Regions from separate parts of the Mus musculus genome. Here region 1 is linked to region 2. The links are chromatin loops, found by intact Hi-C in ENCODE. Cell type or tissue: gastrocnemius. All regions are shown on one strand. Each heading gives the region's core, and the rest is flanking DNA. Links, peaks and the distances in the headings are about the cores only.

Evidence for each region. A loop is a pair of places that touch in the nucleus more often than their neighbours do. Peaks named below come from ENCODE experiments on the same cell type or tissue, not always from the same donor. Only the 100,000 strongest peaks of a DNase experiment are listed, where the experiment ranks them.
Region 1: it touches region 2 in a loop (2.1-fold over the local background); 2 of 42 quality-filtered maps call a loop at or near these places.

What each region holds. Positions count from the first base shown.
Region 1 is chr10:93,636,766-93,645,060 of GRCm38, forward strand. It overlaps Ntn4 (netrin 4), which reads left to right and starts at 4,284. Exons shown (of 10, transcript NM_021320.3): 1 at 4,284-4,743; 2 at 7,706-8,235. The coding sequence starts at 4,689. In gastrocnemius, for the core only: no CTCF peak of the experiment used is centred there; DNase peaks (open chromatin) are centred at 4,194, 4,661, 5,422, 6,381 and 3 more places; H3K4me3 peaks cover 3,289 bases; H3K27ac peaks cover 3,046 bases.
Region 2 is chr10:93,759,950-93,768,288 of GRCm38, forward strand. No RefSeq gene overlaps it. Among named protein-coding and RNA genes, the nearest start is that of Gm26239, 43 kb to the right of the region's middle. In gastrocnemius, for the core only: a CTCF peak has its summit at 3,327 (motif pointing left); a DNase peak (open chromatin) is centred at 3,344; H3K27ac peaks cover 465 bases.

The DNA.
Region 1 (8,295 bases), core at 296-8,295, 120 kb before region 2:
CCTCCCCTCCCCCCTCCCCCCTCCCCCATCCCTGGGAATGAGCAGCTGTAGCTAGGAAACTCTTGAAATAAGAAACAGCACCATTGGAAAGAGGCTTAGATTCAAGCTTGAGGAAATTCCCGAGGTGGTGTTCCTAAGGGGCAGCCGAATGGCAGAGGCCTGGTAAAAACCAGAATGGGAGATGATTTCAGTGGGAACACTTTATCCGACCTTCTTCACACAAGGTTGTACCCACAGAAGACGGACAAGCAATGCAATCCTGATCTAGGAACCCAGGTTCTTGAGCCAATGAGCTCATTGGATGTGTACATATTTATGATCTAAGTTTGGTGATGATATCCCCCCCCCCGACACTATCTCTTTGTACAATTCTTTGTGGGTTGCAATATGCACACATTCATTCAAGAGGGGCAAAAGAGGTGATGTTTCTTGTTCCTTGAAGAAAGAATATCAGATACCATGATAATAAGTCTCTTTCCAAAGTCCCCCGTTCTGTTGGTGATATAGAATAAGTGTCACATAAGTATACTGGCCCTATTCAGGAAGCAGATATATATTTTTCTATTAGGATAATAAGCTTGTTTTAAATATCCTGACTTTTTTTATCTTTTACCTTTTGTGTGTGTGTGTGTGTGTGTGAAAGAGAGAGAGAGAGAGAGAGAGAGAGAGAGAGTAGGAACCCCAGATCACCCTCTCCACCTCCTCAGTGCTAAGCACGGTCTCAACGCTCAGCATCTTCTTGGTAAAACACGGGTTCTGAGGGTGAAGCCCAGGTCCTCATTGCTTCGAAGGCTAGCACTTTTTAGACAGAGCTATCTCTCCCAACTATTTTTTAATTTAGAAATGTGACCCTGAGGATCTTTTTTTTTCTTTTTTAAACTTAATACTGTTTGAATGTTTCCTATATGTATTCAAGCACTAAATCTTAACAGCCTGTAAGAAATCAATACATACAAAAAGTTTATTCTGACTCCAAGCTATGTTAGCCAGTGTTACAAAGCTGCAGGTGTGTTCTTAGGCTACGTAAATACAAGCCCTAGACTCAAAGGACACTGTAAGTTTTATTTTATTTTATTCTAATTGATCACACTTACTTATATGTGTACTGTGCAATTGGAGTATATCTGAAAAGGGATGAAGAAGAGTTTTTCAAAGCACTTGGAGAAGGTGCTTAAATAGAGCAATCAAACCTGGGTTCAACGTCTCAGAGACCTAACAGGTGGTCCGTGCTTTCATCCCAGCACTCAGAAGACTAAGGCAAGAAACACTGAGTTTGGGGTCAGCCTGGGCTACATCAATAGCAGGTTTCAGGCCAGGCCAACCTGGGCTATTTAATGAGACCTTGTCTCAACTCTTGCGCACACACACACACACACACACACACACACACACACACACACACACACATTAAAAGAAAGAACTGGTATTTACTCTGTATAGCTGCAAATGTCTATAAAGAAAGTAAGTGCCACAGTTAAATAAAACCAGTGCTGAAATCGAAGCGATGCTTTTGATTCTTTTGTTTATTGGGATGCTCAGAAGAAAACCTGTGTGACCAATGGGCAGAGTTTTCACGGTGAATGAAGGGCTCCGGGTAGGGTGAGAGTTGGGGCCCAGGGTCCCATCTGGTTCTGAACATCTTTCGGTCATTAGACTTTGCGCTGGGTTTTTAGAGATCTCTTCATAGCTTTGTGGTGCTTTGTCTCTGTGCTAACAGGCCTTGGGCTGCTGGAAGATTTTTGTTTTGGAAGGATGGATACTGCTGCCAATGTTTTTTGTCTTTACGTCTGCTGTTTCACCATCCTCTTGCTTCTAGGCTGCCACAGTTTATCCCTTCTTCTGAGCAGGATCCTGTTCCGCTTGGGCTTGTTCTCCTCATACACTGAGCCCCAGAAAAGCACCCTGCACAGTCACACTGAAATTGGAGGAGAAACTTAAATATGGCCCAGAGGCGCTTGGGAATGAGGTCTTTGGTGTATAGACCTTTTGCCTTTCTGATGTAGATATATATTAGCGGTCCTGTCAACATCCTTCCAAGTCGTCAGGAATGTTCTACATTAAATTTGTGGATTTGTGGCTTTGGAAAACCTGCTATTGAAATCCTGCAATTTCTCCAACCCTCCCTGTAATCCATGACACCTCGAAAGTTCTGAGTCAGTTCTTGACATTTTCATAACACGAAGTCATAATGAGCAATGTCCCCACCCCGGAACACATTTTCCTCACATTGGCCAACTCTCTTGGGTCCTTTCTTCAAAATGAAAATATAATTTGTAAGAACGTATACTAGATATGCACTTAAAAAAAAAAAAGACAGGATCTCATGTAGACCTAGCTAGCCTCATGCTTGCTTTGTAGCCAAGGCTGGCCTTGAAAACATGAGCTTCTTGCCTCTACCAATGGCTAAGGTTACAGGCGGAAACCACCACATTGCGCCCAGACAACATTTATTCGAATGCTCATTACCGTTTCTCTTGAGCTAGTCCACACTTAAAGTATTGCTGTGGAGATCCCACATTCCTCTAGAATCCTGGGAATCGTTCTTATTTCGCCGCTTTTCTTCTCAGTCTCTATTCTTAGCATATAACAATAGTTTTGAGATAACTGTCAAAACATTTATTGCATGTCTGACAAGTGTTTTCAGTTAAGAATAACGAGCAATGTAAGAAAAAAACCACATAATTGTGTCTTGCATAGTCTAAGTGTCTAGCTGCCATTTAAGGATCTTGCTGCTTTATTAAAGGAGCGACAAACCAGTTACAAAGCGATCAGGGGAGTACCCAGCAAATGCTTCTGAAATTCATAATCAGGCATGGATTAGCCCTGCCTCAACTTAATATATTGTCTCAGAGATTAATAGTAAATACTGTCTTTCTCTTCCTTTTTCTTGGCCTGTAGGCTAGTGTTTAGGCTGGGAGCCTTAGCCTGTTACGATCCCCTGTCGTTCATTTAATAAAAAGAACAGTTGGGAGAAGCATTTTAGCAACTGCATCAGAAGCATCACCTGTGAGAGCCAACGGAGGCTCCAGCGTGGCCAGTATTTGAAAGCTCAGAGTTTGTTTTCGAAAGCTGGTGACGGTTCTCATGTCGCCTGCCACTTCCAGTACTGGCCAAAATAATAATTTTAACGCCTCCCAGTGGATTATGCTAACCTCAACTCAGTTCCTTTAGAGAGATAGAAACCTATATGTCTCCAGCTCGGTCATTATAAATAATATCTACGTGTGCCCCCAAAGCTCTAATTGGCCCCATCTGTATTTCTGACAATTTATAATAACTGAATGGTATCTGCAAAGCAGTTAACTTTCTGGAAAATACTCAAAGACACACACTGAATGCTGCAATACAGAATTGCCTTCGACTCAACGTTTGCCAATTTCTTTGCATGTGTAAGCAGAACTATATTTTCAGAGAAGTTACAGAAGTCCCAGGCTGAAGTGCTATTTAATCTCCTTTCATAAACACCAGCCCTGAGCTACAATTAGCTGCTTGTGGTTGCTGCTAAATTGCTCCCCATAAGATATTTCATAACTTTATGGTTCCCCTGCTCACCATACTATGAAGAATGTGTGAATGCACCTAGGACCCAGGCATTCTTATGTCGATGCTCCAGACATAGATGTTCTTAAACAGTTGATTCCCTGATCATGGATCCTGGTCTTTCAGGCCGTGTGAGAACATCTTTTACACCAAACGGGTACACCTTCGACTCCTTTGGGCTGCACCCCCCAAAAAGGTAGCAGAGACTTAAAGGACCCTTGGCACTTGGTGCGCGTTCACTGGCAGTACCCTAGGCAGAATTGGGGGTCTGGGGTGGTCCTAACCCAGACCGTGGGACTCGCAGAGAATGGGTGCTGTGGAGTGGTGTTGGGGGAGGGGGGAAGGCTTGTTTTGCTGGGTGATTTTTTGGAAAGTAGTCGCTCGCCTGTTTCGCGGGTTTTTAAGCCCCTTGGCATGCCCTGACCTGATCCGGAGGGAGTCAACTGCTCTCAGGAATGTTCCTGGAGAAGGTGGGAGACTGTTTCCCAGGCGAGGCCCTTGGGTGCTGGAGGGCACCCGCGAGGTCAGGCAGGGAGATGCGCGCAGCGGGGGCTGCAGACACCCCCTCCCCCTGGGCGGCGGCGGCGGCGACAATGACCGGACCCGCGCGTCTGCACCGCCCGGCTGTCAAGCGCGGGGGGCGGGCGGGAGGAAGGGGTGGAGGTGCGAGGGGAGGAGGAGGGCTGGCACCGGAGCGCCGCGGTGTCGGTGCAATAAAAATGCATCCCATGGAACTGCCCATGGAGAAGGACGGGACCGAGCCTCGGCGGCCACAGAAGGTGGGAAAAGCGGAGGAGGACAGCCGGGAGGCGGCGGCGGCCGGGAAGTGAAAGGTCTCGCAAAGTTCAGCGTCGGCTGCGGGCGCCGAGCCCTGGGCGAGCGGCGCACCCGCCCTCAGGGCCGCTCAGCCGGCAGCGGCCAGGCCGGCTATGATCCCGGGGCTCCCGCCGCTGCTGAGCTGCCCGGGCCCCGCCAGGCCGGTGCGCGACGGTCACCCCGCCGCCTGGCGCGGCCCCGGCCCGCGGCTCTGTGCCCACGGTGCCCACTGAGCGAGCCTGGCGCTCCGGGAGGAGGAAGAACCACAGAGCCCCCGGTGCTCCCGAGGACCACTGCCGCTTCATCCCACCCGCTCCCGCAGCTGCCCGGCCATGGGGAGCTGCGCACGGCTGCTGCTGCTCTGGGGCTGCTCCGCGGTGGCCGCAGGTGGGTGGTGACGCGGCCGGGCCCCCACCCCTCTTCCCTTGCTCCTGCCCCTCCACCCAAGCTCGGGGGCTGGGGGATATAGGGGATCCCGGACCGGGAGCCCAGAGCTCGGCTATTGAGGATGAAGCCAGTGGCCATGTTCCGTCTCCTTTGCCCGCGACTCCGCAGTTTCAAACACTATTGATTTTTTTTTTTTCTCCTGCAACTGAGATACACATGTCCTTGAATAACCAGATATCCTGGGTACGCCCTGCAGAAGATACAGAGAGATCAATGTTTCTTTCTGGGTTTGGCTTGGGGGGGAAAACTGCCTCTGCACTTGGTGAGGGGGAACAAAGGACCCAGCTCGCCATCCCCGGGCTCTCCATGGCCTGAGGAGTGACGAGGAGGGGTGGCCCAGAGACCCTGGGCGTGCGTGGGCCGAGACCGATCTCTCACTTAGAGAGATCGCCACCTTCCCGGATCTCATTCTGTGTACTTGAGAGCCAGGTAGGGCCACCTGGGGTGAGGGTGAGCGCCCTCTTCCCGGGGCGTTGGCTGCAACGCTGTAGAACTCGGAACTGGGACCATGGGGGGTGATCACTCAGGTGGTGATTGCCCGGAGCTGGCTGACTGCCCCTGGGGAATCGGTACCCTGGCCGAAGCTCTGCAGGAGGTCGGAGGCGGGTCTGTTCCTTGGCTCAGTAACTGGGTTACGGGCAACGGGCAGATGCCCCTCTCCCCTCCCGCTACGGTCCTGTCTCTCTTGGACTGTCTTTAGGCCACCGGTTCCAGGCTTGCTGTGTCTGAGTCCCCGGGAGCCTCCTCTTTCTCTTCTCCCCCTCCCTTCTCGCAGGCCACCTGGTTTTCAGCTAGGTTAAGTACAGCACAGTGGGGTAGTGGGGAAAAATTGTGAGGGTCTGATTTCATCCCCCACCCCAAACCCCTCAGACGGACTTGACTTGCTCCTGAAAGAGACGTGTGGGTTAGAGGAACCGACTGGAAGGTTCCAAGCCCTGGGGCAGGCATCTCTTCAGTTGGTCTGCTTCCATTCTTTTCCCCAGAGCTGCCAGCAACTAAGTCCAGGCTTAAGAGGCTGCGTCCTCTATCAGGGTGCAGCCTGTGTTTGCACTGATAACTACTTCTTATCAAAATTATTAGTGGGTGGAAACTTTTAAATTATTCATTATTTTTTTTTACCCCCAAGGATCTGTCAAACCGCTCACGGTTAAAAGATCTCTCTTGAATTCTTCCTGATCGCACTTCGTATGATGCACTACAAGTCCACACTCCCCCTACTTTTCATAAACCTTTCCCTTTTCAAGTCATGCTATGGCAAACAAAACAAAACAAAAAGCCAAAAACAAGCAAGCAAGCAAGCAAGCAAGCAAGCAAACAAACAAACAAACAAAAAAACCCAACCACCACCACGGGAGCAATCAAGAGGTTGGGAATAAAGAGCACTGGGGGAATGTTGCAAGTCAAAGATACTTGTACAGGCAGTGTGAGACTTTCCCCCTGAAACGCTTCACAGGTGAGTCATAGGACCGTGTTTGTGTGTTTCTGGCCACAGGCAGCTGCTGCGCCCGCTAATCAGAACAATGGCAAACAGAGGCCCCGGCTTGCTGCACATTTTCATTTGACGTGGAATTAAAAAAGAAAAGAAAAATAATGCCCGAGGAAACCTCTTATTTTGGCTGCAAGGCTGTGTGAGGTGGTGATTGTCAGAGTGTGAAATCTCTCCTTCCCAGCCAAAGCTGTCATTTGGCCTTATCCAGTGCCCCTGTGATAACACTTCAGAGGTTCTGTCTCTTAAACAGAAACACCCAATTAGCCAGAATTGGGGGGTTTGGGTTTTCTTTTTCCTTCTTTTCCTCTGTGTTTTAATTTTTCTTAAATGGACAATTCTTTGCTTACGGTATTCATAATTAACACGACAAACCCAAATTAAAGGATTATGACAAGTAGTCAGAACGCGAATGAGTGGGTGCTGTTTGTCACTCTAAGTGCTTTCGAAGCATTAAGGTGGGTTAGGGGTTTGGAAGGCAGAGCTTGCTACTTTAAAGGGTGTTTCGTTCATGACAGTTGTTAGTGGTGCCGTTGGCGTGCCAGACTGGCAGTGTTCTCCAGCTAAGCAAACAGATAAGTACTCTATACCACAGTCTGTCATAGGAAGAAGCACTTAAGAGGCCAAAAGCAGGTACAATAAGCTTTCCTGTCGTTTGGTAGTTTGAAGAGTTGGGTCCCCCCCCCACTCGTAGCTATATTTAGTTAATATTAGGCATGGATATCACATATTTCAGAACCAGTGGTTTCTAGCTTTGCCACCTGAAAAGAAGTCCTATTGCATATTTTTTTTAAAGATTCATTTATTTATTATATGTAAGTACACTGTAGCTGTCTTCAGACAATCCAGAAGAGGGAGTCAGATCTTGTTATGGATGGTTGTGAGCCACCATGTGGTTGCTGGGATTTGAACTCCGAACCTTCGGAAGAGCAGTCGGGTGCTCTTACCCACTGAGCCATCTCACCAGCCCTATTGCATATTTTTAAACCATTTTGTGATTATGATTTTCCTAGAGAACTACCTTTTTACTGGATACACACACACACACACACACACACACACACACACATACACACATACACACACCTAAACCTAAAAGCAGCCAGGTAGATGAAACCTTAGGAACAATACCCAAGGTATTCTGGCTTCCTCGTGCACACACCCATGTGCACACTCACACATTCATTTGCACTCGTGAACACATTATCATCTATCGAGCACACACACACTTGTGTATATGAACCTATTTGAATGCACGATAGCATTCATGGTCCCGTTTGCTAAATTCTTCTCATTATAGAAAGGCCCAGGGTCTTTGGATGATACCTTGACTGTTGTAGATGTTTCAGCTATGCAGAAGAGCACCCCCATTTCCCGTGGGTTTGTCTTGAGTGACATATACTTTCCCCTCCTCAGGCTTGAATGGAGTAGCCGGAGCGAACTCCCGCTGTGAGAAAGCATGCAACCCTCGCATGGGAAACTTGGCTTTGGGAAGAAAGCTCCGGGCAGACACAATGTGTGGCCAGAACGCCACCGAACTCTTCTGCTTCTACAGTGAGAATGCTGACCTCACTTGCCGGCAGCCCAAGTGTGATAAATGCAACGCTGCCCATTCTCACCTGGCTCACCCACCCTCTGCCATGGCAGACTCATCCTTCAGGTTTCCCCGGACATGGTGGCAGTCTGCAGAGGATGTGCACAGGGAAAAGATTCAGCTAGACCTGGAAGCAGAATTCTACTTCACTCACCTAATTATGGTGTTCAAGTCTCCCAGGCCTGCAGCCATGGTGCTGGACCGGTCCCAGGACTTTGGGAAGACCTGGAAGCCTTACAAGTACTTTGCAACAAACTGCTCGGCTACTTTTGGCCTGGAAGATGATGTTGTCAAGAAGGGAGCTATTTGCACGTCTAGATACTCAAATCCTTTCCCGTGCACCGGAGGAGAGGTAAGAGCACGTGTTTAACTCTGCACCATAAGGAAAATGAGGTAGAAAAATGTTACCAGC
Region 2 (8,339 bases), core at 142-8,141:
ATCACTTTCCTTCCAGGAGGAGAAATGAACAGCAGGCTATACACACACCAGTTGGATAATTTTGAATCATTTTCAACACTATCCAGGACAGCCAGAGCTATACAGAGAAACCCTGTCTCGGGGGAAAAAAAAAAAAAGAAAGAAAGAAACAACGTTTCATTGCTATTGTAAAAGCAACATGAACTAATAATTAGCATGCAGAATATATATAAATATTAGACTATATTAATATTATGCTATATTATATAACATATAAAGTATATTTATATTAAAGAGTGTTTTGGGGGATCAGTAACTGGAATGGGAAAGGAACTTTAAGTATAGAAATAGAAGCCAAACTGGAAAGCATGCCCAACAATAGCCTCCAACTCCACAAGAAACACCTTCTTCGGGCTGGAGAGATGGCTCAGTGGTAAAGAGCACCGACTGTTCTTCCAGAGGTCCTGAGTTCAAATCCCAGCAACCATATGGTGACTCACAACCATCTGTAACAAGATCTGACGCCCTCTTCTGGAGTGTCAGAGGACAGCTACAGTGTACTTACATATAATAAATAAATAAATCTTTAAAAAAAAGAAAGAAAAGTAAAAGAAAAAGAAACACCTTCTTCGCAGGCACGCATCTGCTACCAAGGCAGATGGATCTCCATCTGTGCCACTAAATGTAGCTCTCCCAGGAATGGGACAGGCATGAGTTGGTCAACTCTCTTGTTAGCAAAGCAACTCCTAAAGGGCCCAAGAGCTACAAGTTGTCTGCATAGCATTATGAAAGAGCAAGCTGAAAGAGTCAAGTCTTTTCATAGGGAGGAGGACTCAGGCACCATAGCACCAATAAACGTGCGAGTAAAGGCTGGCCATCCTTCTAAAACAAAGAAGGTCTCTCTGAAAAGGTCATATTTAAGCTCCTAGCTACACCGTGAGACAGCAGCAGCCATGGGAATAGCTGCGAGAAAGTAGGTTCGGTAAAGAAAAGTCCCCTGAATTAGAACCAATCAAGTGTTGGAGGTCTGCGTACCAAGACCAGTGAGGCTGTGGGGTCAGAACAGGAGAGCCTCGAGGAGTTCAGCGTTTATTCCAGGTAATGACCACGGGAGGGGGGGGGGGGGGAGGCAGGCCTGACCTGAGTTACTCTTTCAAAAGATTCCCCTGGCTGATATGTGGAGAATAGGCCTAAAGTAGAAGCACAACACTTTGACAAAGGGGGTATTGAAGTGTTCCAAGTCAGAGACGCTACACAAGGCAGAGGACAGTGGCTGTGTTCTGAATAGTTCACGGGGAGCCCCACAGGGCTCGGTCGCAGACTAAATATAAACGGAGACAGAAAGGAGAATCGGGAGTGCCTTCTGTTTGGGGTTTGAACAAGTAGGAGGATGATTATATAGTTTACTTAGACGGGAGAAGGCAGCTTTAGGGATAAAAATAGTCGTCTCTTGATTTTTAAAAAGTATCTATTACTACTCTTTATGTTTCAGTTTGAAATGTGTCTTAGATGCGGAATGGAGAAGCCAAGTACTCAACAGAATATACAAGTCTGAAAGGCAAAGAGGGCCAGGCCAAAGCTAAGGCCCTATATTTGGAAGTCCAAACAAACAGATGGTGTGATGGTTTGCTGTTGCTGCATAGACAATCCTCAGTGCCTGTCTTAGTTAGGGTTTAGTTGTTGTGAACAGACACCATGACCAAGGCATCTCTTATAAAGATAACATTTAATTGGGGCTGGCTTACAGGTTCAGAGGTTCAGTCCATTATCATCAAGGTGGGAACATGGCAGCATCCAGACAGGCATGGTGCAGGAGGACCTGAGAGTTCTACATCTTCATCTGAAGACTGCTAGAAGACTGGCTTCCAGGCAGCTAGGACAAGGGTCTTATAGCCCACACCTATAATGACACACCTACTCCAATAAGGCCACACCTCTAAATAGTGCCACTCCCTGGGCCAAGCATATACAAACCTTGACAATGCCTTAAGACCACGAGAGTCTGTGCCTGCATCTGACATTGACATTCTAGCTAGGCATCTCTGTCTCTATCTGCAAGTCAAGCGAGCATCTCTATTCTGTATGGCTCCTATCCTCCTAGTTTTCCACAGTCCTTCCAGGCCAGGCCCACGGCACTGTACCAAGAGAGCAAGAGGAAGTATGGGAGATCCTATCTAAGATCATGATGCATCTTTAACTCTGCCAATAGATCACTAACTAAACTATTATACATGCCCAGTCTCAAGTCCCAAGTCCAGGGCAGGAGAAGTATGCTTTGCCAGTATCAAACCTGAATAAGAAGCAAGAGGAATGAAACCAGGGTTAACAATGGAGGCTACCACAGAGAAGATCACCAGGACAAGGATGTAGGTAAAGAGTAACTGGGCCTTGACTAAATGTCTAAGGCATGTCAGTATTTGTCCATCAACTGGGACACAAAAACCCTAGCAGAAAGTGTGCCAAGTAAGCCAGAGACTCAGCCATCCCTGTAATGCAAGCACACTGGAGGCAGAGGCAGGAGGATCAAGAGTTTGGGCCAACTGGGGATATGTAGCAAAACACTCTAAAAAGCCAAGAAGAAAAAAAAAAAAAAAGGAGATGGGAAAAAGGAGATGGGGCCTGGAGAGATGGCTCAGTGGTTAAGAACACTGGCTATCCTTCCAGAGGTCCTGAGTTCAATTCCTAGCAACCACATGGTGGCTCTCAACAATCTATAAGGGCATCTGATGCCCTCCTCTGGCACACAGGCATACATGCAGATATATCACTCATATACATACTTCATATACATACTACATATACATATACATACTTCATATACATCATATACATACTACATATACATTATACATTATACATATATACATATACATATACATATACATATACATATACATATACATATACATATACATATACATATACATATACATATACATATACATATACATATACATATACATATACATATACATATACATATACATATACATATACATATACATATACATATACATATACATATACATATACATATACATATACATATACATATACATATACATATACATATACATATACATATACATATACATATACATATACATATACATATACATATACATAATTGGAGAGAGTAACAAATAGAACTGGAGAATAAGTAAGGGAATATGAAAGGAACAGAAGAGGAGAATATTTCAAAAGGAAACTGTCTGGCTGAAGGGATGGCTCAGTGGTTAAGAGCACTGGTTTCTCTTCCAGAGAACCTGGATTCCATTCCCAGTACCCAGAATCGCTCACAAGCCTCCATGCCTGTAGATCCCTGTGATTCAATGCCCTCTCCTGGCCACCACGAGTACTGCATGCAGACAAAAAAATCCGCCACCCATAAACATCAGTTCCTTTACACTAAACAGGATGCTTGTAGTTACTGGCACCTTGCTTCCCACTTCTTGGCCCGGCTGGCTTCAGTAGATTTATGATAATGCTTTGCCCTACTCCCCAGCTCAGCATACTCACTTAGCGGGAGTAGAAGTATCATATCCCGTCTGTTGCCACATAGGAAAACATTTCTACTCACGGACAACACTCAGTGGGAAACGAAGGTCTAACCAGTTTGAGCAGCTTGGTGGTGTGAGGTTCTTCCCAGCCTTGTCCCCTGCAGCTCTGCTCCCCCGCCCCACCTTTGTATACTCTTGCAGACTTGGTCACAACCCAGCACAAATTGATGAATTTAGAACATGCTAACAGTCCTCACCAGCTGGCATAGGCTTTGTTCTTGCTCCCATGAACCTCCTCATTTCCAGCACATCTGAGGGGCTTCGCACTTAATTCAAATGTTGGTCCTACTGAATAGCTCTTTTGGTCCTTTTAGTGACTCTAGCTTGGGACTGAAATGACAAGACGTTGTGAACAAGCGATAACCACATCCACAATATGGCTCATTTTGTACCATTTCCAAGACGTCTAAAGGAAATATGCCGGTCAGGCGGTGGTGGTGCACGCCTTTAATCCCAGCACTTGGGAGGCAGAGGCAGGGAGATTTCTGAGTTCGCCGCCAGCCTGGTCTATGGAGTGAGTTCCAGAACAGCCAGGGCTATACAGAGAAACCCTGTCTTGACCCCCCCCCCACAAAAAAATTAAAAATTAAAAAAATAAAGGAAATATGCCAATATGTGTCTCATATAATGAAATCTCAGTAGTACTGTTACATAGTAATTTACTTTGGATTTCCCCCCACCCCCTACATTCTCACGCCTGAGCTTCTGAGAGATCTTCAGAAAGATGAGCAGGTAGTGTTTCTAGAATGTGAAGGTTTCTTGATGTGAGCTATAATTAAAATTGAGAAGCCATTATTAGATCTATTCTAGGATTTTCTTTGATTTCCTAGAACCATGGGTTTTTTTTTTTTCCTATAACACATACCTCTTTGGTTGCTATGTATGCTCTTTTCCTGTTGTCTGACAGTTGTCTGGCTAACTGGAAAAATGGAGGAAGTCTGGGGAGAAATAGTTTCAGTGGTCAAGTCAAACACACACATGCACGCACACACAGAATTCTGCTCTGTCTCCATTTTGCTTTTAACAAAGGATAGGATTTGGTAAAGTGGGAAGCTACTCATTCTCCCGTCTCACGCTCGCTCCGTAAATATTTGTCTCCCTGAACTCAACAGGCTCTCCTTTTCCCAAGGCTGTTGGCTGGAAGTCTTTCCCCCAGCACTGCATCTCTATCACGGAAACTATGTCCCCCTTTATCCAGTGTCTCTACTCTGCCTTTACTTTGTGGGACATCAGGCATCTTCAGGAACTGCGTTAGCCCTGGTCTTTGCCCTCTGACCATTTCATTATAGATTTTATTTGGAGTGCGATAGCCAGACGTTATTGCTGTTGCCTGGCAGGAACCAGAGTCTCTTGTCTGGCATGTCACACTGTCCTCTTCAGCCATGGCTGTGCTGAGCTGCAAAGCTTCTGCCCACTAATATCTTTGCTGCCCTCACAGTTCATTACTAACCTCCTGGTAGGCTTTCTTAGGGTTACTCTGCCATACCTCTGTCACACTGTAACTCGACATAGTGTCTCATAACTTTCCTAGAGAATCTTTTTTTTTTTTTTTAGCCAACTTAATTTTGCCTTTTGAAAACAGGGACTCATGCAGTCCAGTCTGCCCTCATATTCACTGGGTATCTTGGACTCTCGATTCTCTTACTACCCCAAACGCTGAGGTTTAGACTCATGAACCACCAAGAGAATCCTTTTAAATGAAACTCACTTATGGCCCTACAGAAACTATAGGAGGCAAAAACAATGGCTCAGAGGGTACTGAGTCCTAAACCTGGGAGTCCCACACATGCACTGTGGCATGTGCATACACACAAAACACACACATATATGTGCATACACATACAGGCATGCACACACACATGTGCACACAAATATAAATGAAGGTAATAACTTTTGAATTAACAAATTAATAAGGTATCCAGACAAATTTGCATACACACACTCAAAGCTGTCACTTACACACAATCCTTTGGGTCCCCGAGGGAGGAAATGGGCTCACCGACTCTCCCTCAGTCATACATCCCTTTATGTTATTATAGCCTTTGCTCCATGACACCAGCTCCTACTCTCCCCTGTAGATGAAACAAGAGCATGTTTACAAATACAGACATCTCAGTTCCAAAGCATACCTAAAACCCACTGAGGTTTGCCGATAAAGGAACCCAGCCTGTGGTGGTTTGAATGAGAATGGTCCTCGTGGGCTCAAATGTTTGAATACTTGGTCTCTGGCTGGTGGACCTGTTTGGGAAATTTCAGGAGGTGTGGCCTTGTTGGAAGAAGTATGTTACATGGGGTGGGCTTTTAGGCTTCAAAAGACTCAAACCATTCCCCCTAACACACCCCCTTGTCCACGCCCCCCCACACACACACTCTTTGCCTCCTGCCTATAGATCAAGATGTAAGCTCTCAGCTGTGGCTGCCATGCCTTTGTTCCTTCAACGTACATCAATTAACAGTCTATTAGTTGCCTTGGTCATGGTGTCTTGTCACAGCAATAGAAAGTAACCAAGAAAAGCCAGGGAGCGGTGGTGCACGCCTTTGATCCCTTCATTTGGGAAGCCGAGGCAGACGGATCTCTGAGTTCAAGGTCAACCTGGTCTACAGAGAAAAGCAACTAAGACAGAACCCGTGACCTGTGCCCACGTAAAAGTCAGACACTGAACAAGTACTGAGCGCCTCGTGTCTAAGACTAAGGAGTTCCTGGCATTGGCGGCTATCACCACCAGTCCTGACAGGTATCCCTGACAGGTTGATTACATCATCTGCTTTTCTCGGCTCTCACTGCCCTCCAGTAGCTATGGTGCAACACTGGGCAATTATGGACAGATGAGTAGAGTAAGCCTTGGCCACCAAAGGACCCAAAGCAGATGCAGTCCAGCCTCCTCCAGCCTCCAAAAAAAAAGGCCCAGAGTACACAGTGTCTTTACGGTATGGTGATTACTGTGTGTTCCCCATCTTTGCTTCATTACCTCATGTCTGCTGCTTTGACCATAAACACAGACTAAATGCCAAGACACAGAGTACCGTCACCAGGAAACGCAGCTTCTTGCGCCAGACCCACCTTTGGGCTTTTGGACCTGTTTGCTGTATTTGTTTAAAGATGGCAGGGGAAAGGTACACATGGTATCATGCTTGTGTGTGTTCTCTTTGGCGATGTCTTAAAACCCAGGAACCAGGGCCAGCCTGTCTTCCTTATTATAGCGACCTGGCTCGACCATCCACTCCTGATCTCAGCCCCGGTGAAAGCACATCTCTTCTTCTGCCTCCATCCCTCTGCCCGAGATCCTGTGAGCTAAGTGGCAAAATGCAGTATTCAAGAAACATGCAAAGCACAGATTTCTCTTCTTTATGATTCTATTCACAGAGGTGGGGGGACGAGTGTTGATTATCTTAACCTGCGCATAACTTGTGGCACAAAAAGATCCTCATCAAACAATCCTCCCTTAATAGTCCTCCCCTTTGCCATTGTAAACTAAGGCCTGACCTTCGAGCACTAATACCCAGACAATACAACGTTTGTGCACTATTTAATTAGCTTATTCCTTTTGTTAATGTACATTCCTGTGGTTGGTCTACTCTCCGCTCAACCTGAAATCAAAACTGCATGGGATTAAAACATTGTTTTTACCAATACATCCATTTTCTTTTTTTTGCTCCATTAAAAAAATACTTTAACTCCTAGCCAATGTCTCTTAGTGTTTAGAGGTTACATCATAAAAATAATGAATTTGTTAAGTCCTAGAAAAGTGTGAGAACACTAAGTCTTTGTGTAAATGTTTGGCACGGCAGAGGGGTTGGGTTAAGAAGAAGAAGAAGAAGAAGAAGAAGAAGAACGTGAAAGATCCAGCTGTCATCTTTATATCTAATCCCCATTATCAAGTGATTCTTATCAAACTGGGAAGTGTTCATCTGGCACCAAAAGCCACACTGGCAGTGCTAATTCAATAAATCAGAGAGGCTATCCCCTGTCATCTACAGGCTCGGATGGGAAAGAGAGAAACAGTGGCTTTCATAAATCCTGAGTTCCTAGCCAAAGGCCTTTCAGAGCCCTTGGCTGACTAATCAGCTGTCTGGGATTGGGAAAGCAAAGGCCGGTGATGGAGCTGAGGAGGGAGTTCTCTACTTAGCCTGAAAGGGGGATCGAAGTGTCTAACTTAATTCCCTACGTAGTTACCTAACAGTTGTTGTATCTGTTTTACCCATGATAAAATTAAGACCAAACAGAACTAGGAAACTTGCTCATATATCATACAAGGAGATATGTTGTGAGTAGACCGCAAACTACCCTCCCCCCAACCCGCCATCCCCTACCCCCTCACTCCCTACCCCCCCCACCTTCACCCCCCAGCAATATCCACGACTTAAAACAGGATCAGAGAGCTCTGCCTGCCCCTACTGATGATTCCATTCCGGTCTCATAGGTTGCCTGGCATGGGGTTATGTCACACAGAGAGCCAGGTCAGCTGATGAAGGCAAACTATCCAATGATATAACAAATGTTATTGAGCAGCTATGATGTGCCAGTTATTATACTAGGTGCTAGAGTAATATAGAAGTAAAAAATAAGTACACCCCCCCATCCCTGCCGGTCTGCATTAAACTGTAGAGAGATGGACAAGTAAATTCACTCAGCTGTCAATCAATGATAGGCGCAGAGAGTCAAAGGGAACGCGATATGGGAGGGGCAATTTCATAGGGATGGCCAGGGAGTCTTCTCCGAGGAAAAGACTGGAACAGAGACTGAAGGACTGAGAAGAAGGAGAAGAAAGTGGGCAGAGTAAACACCACGGCATGAACAGA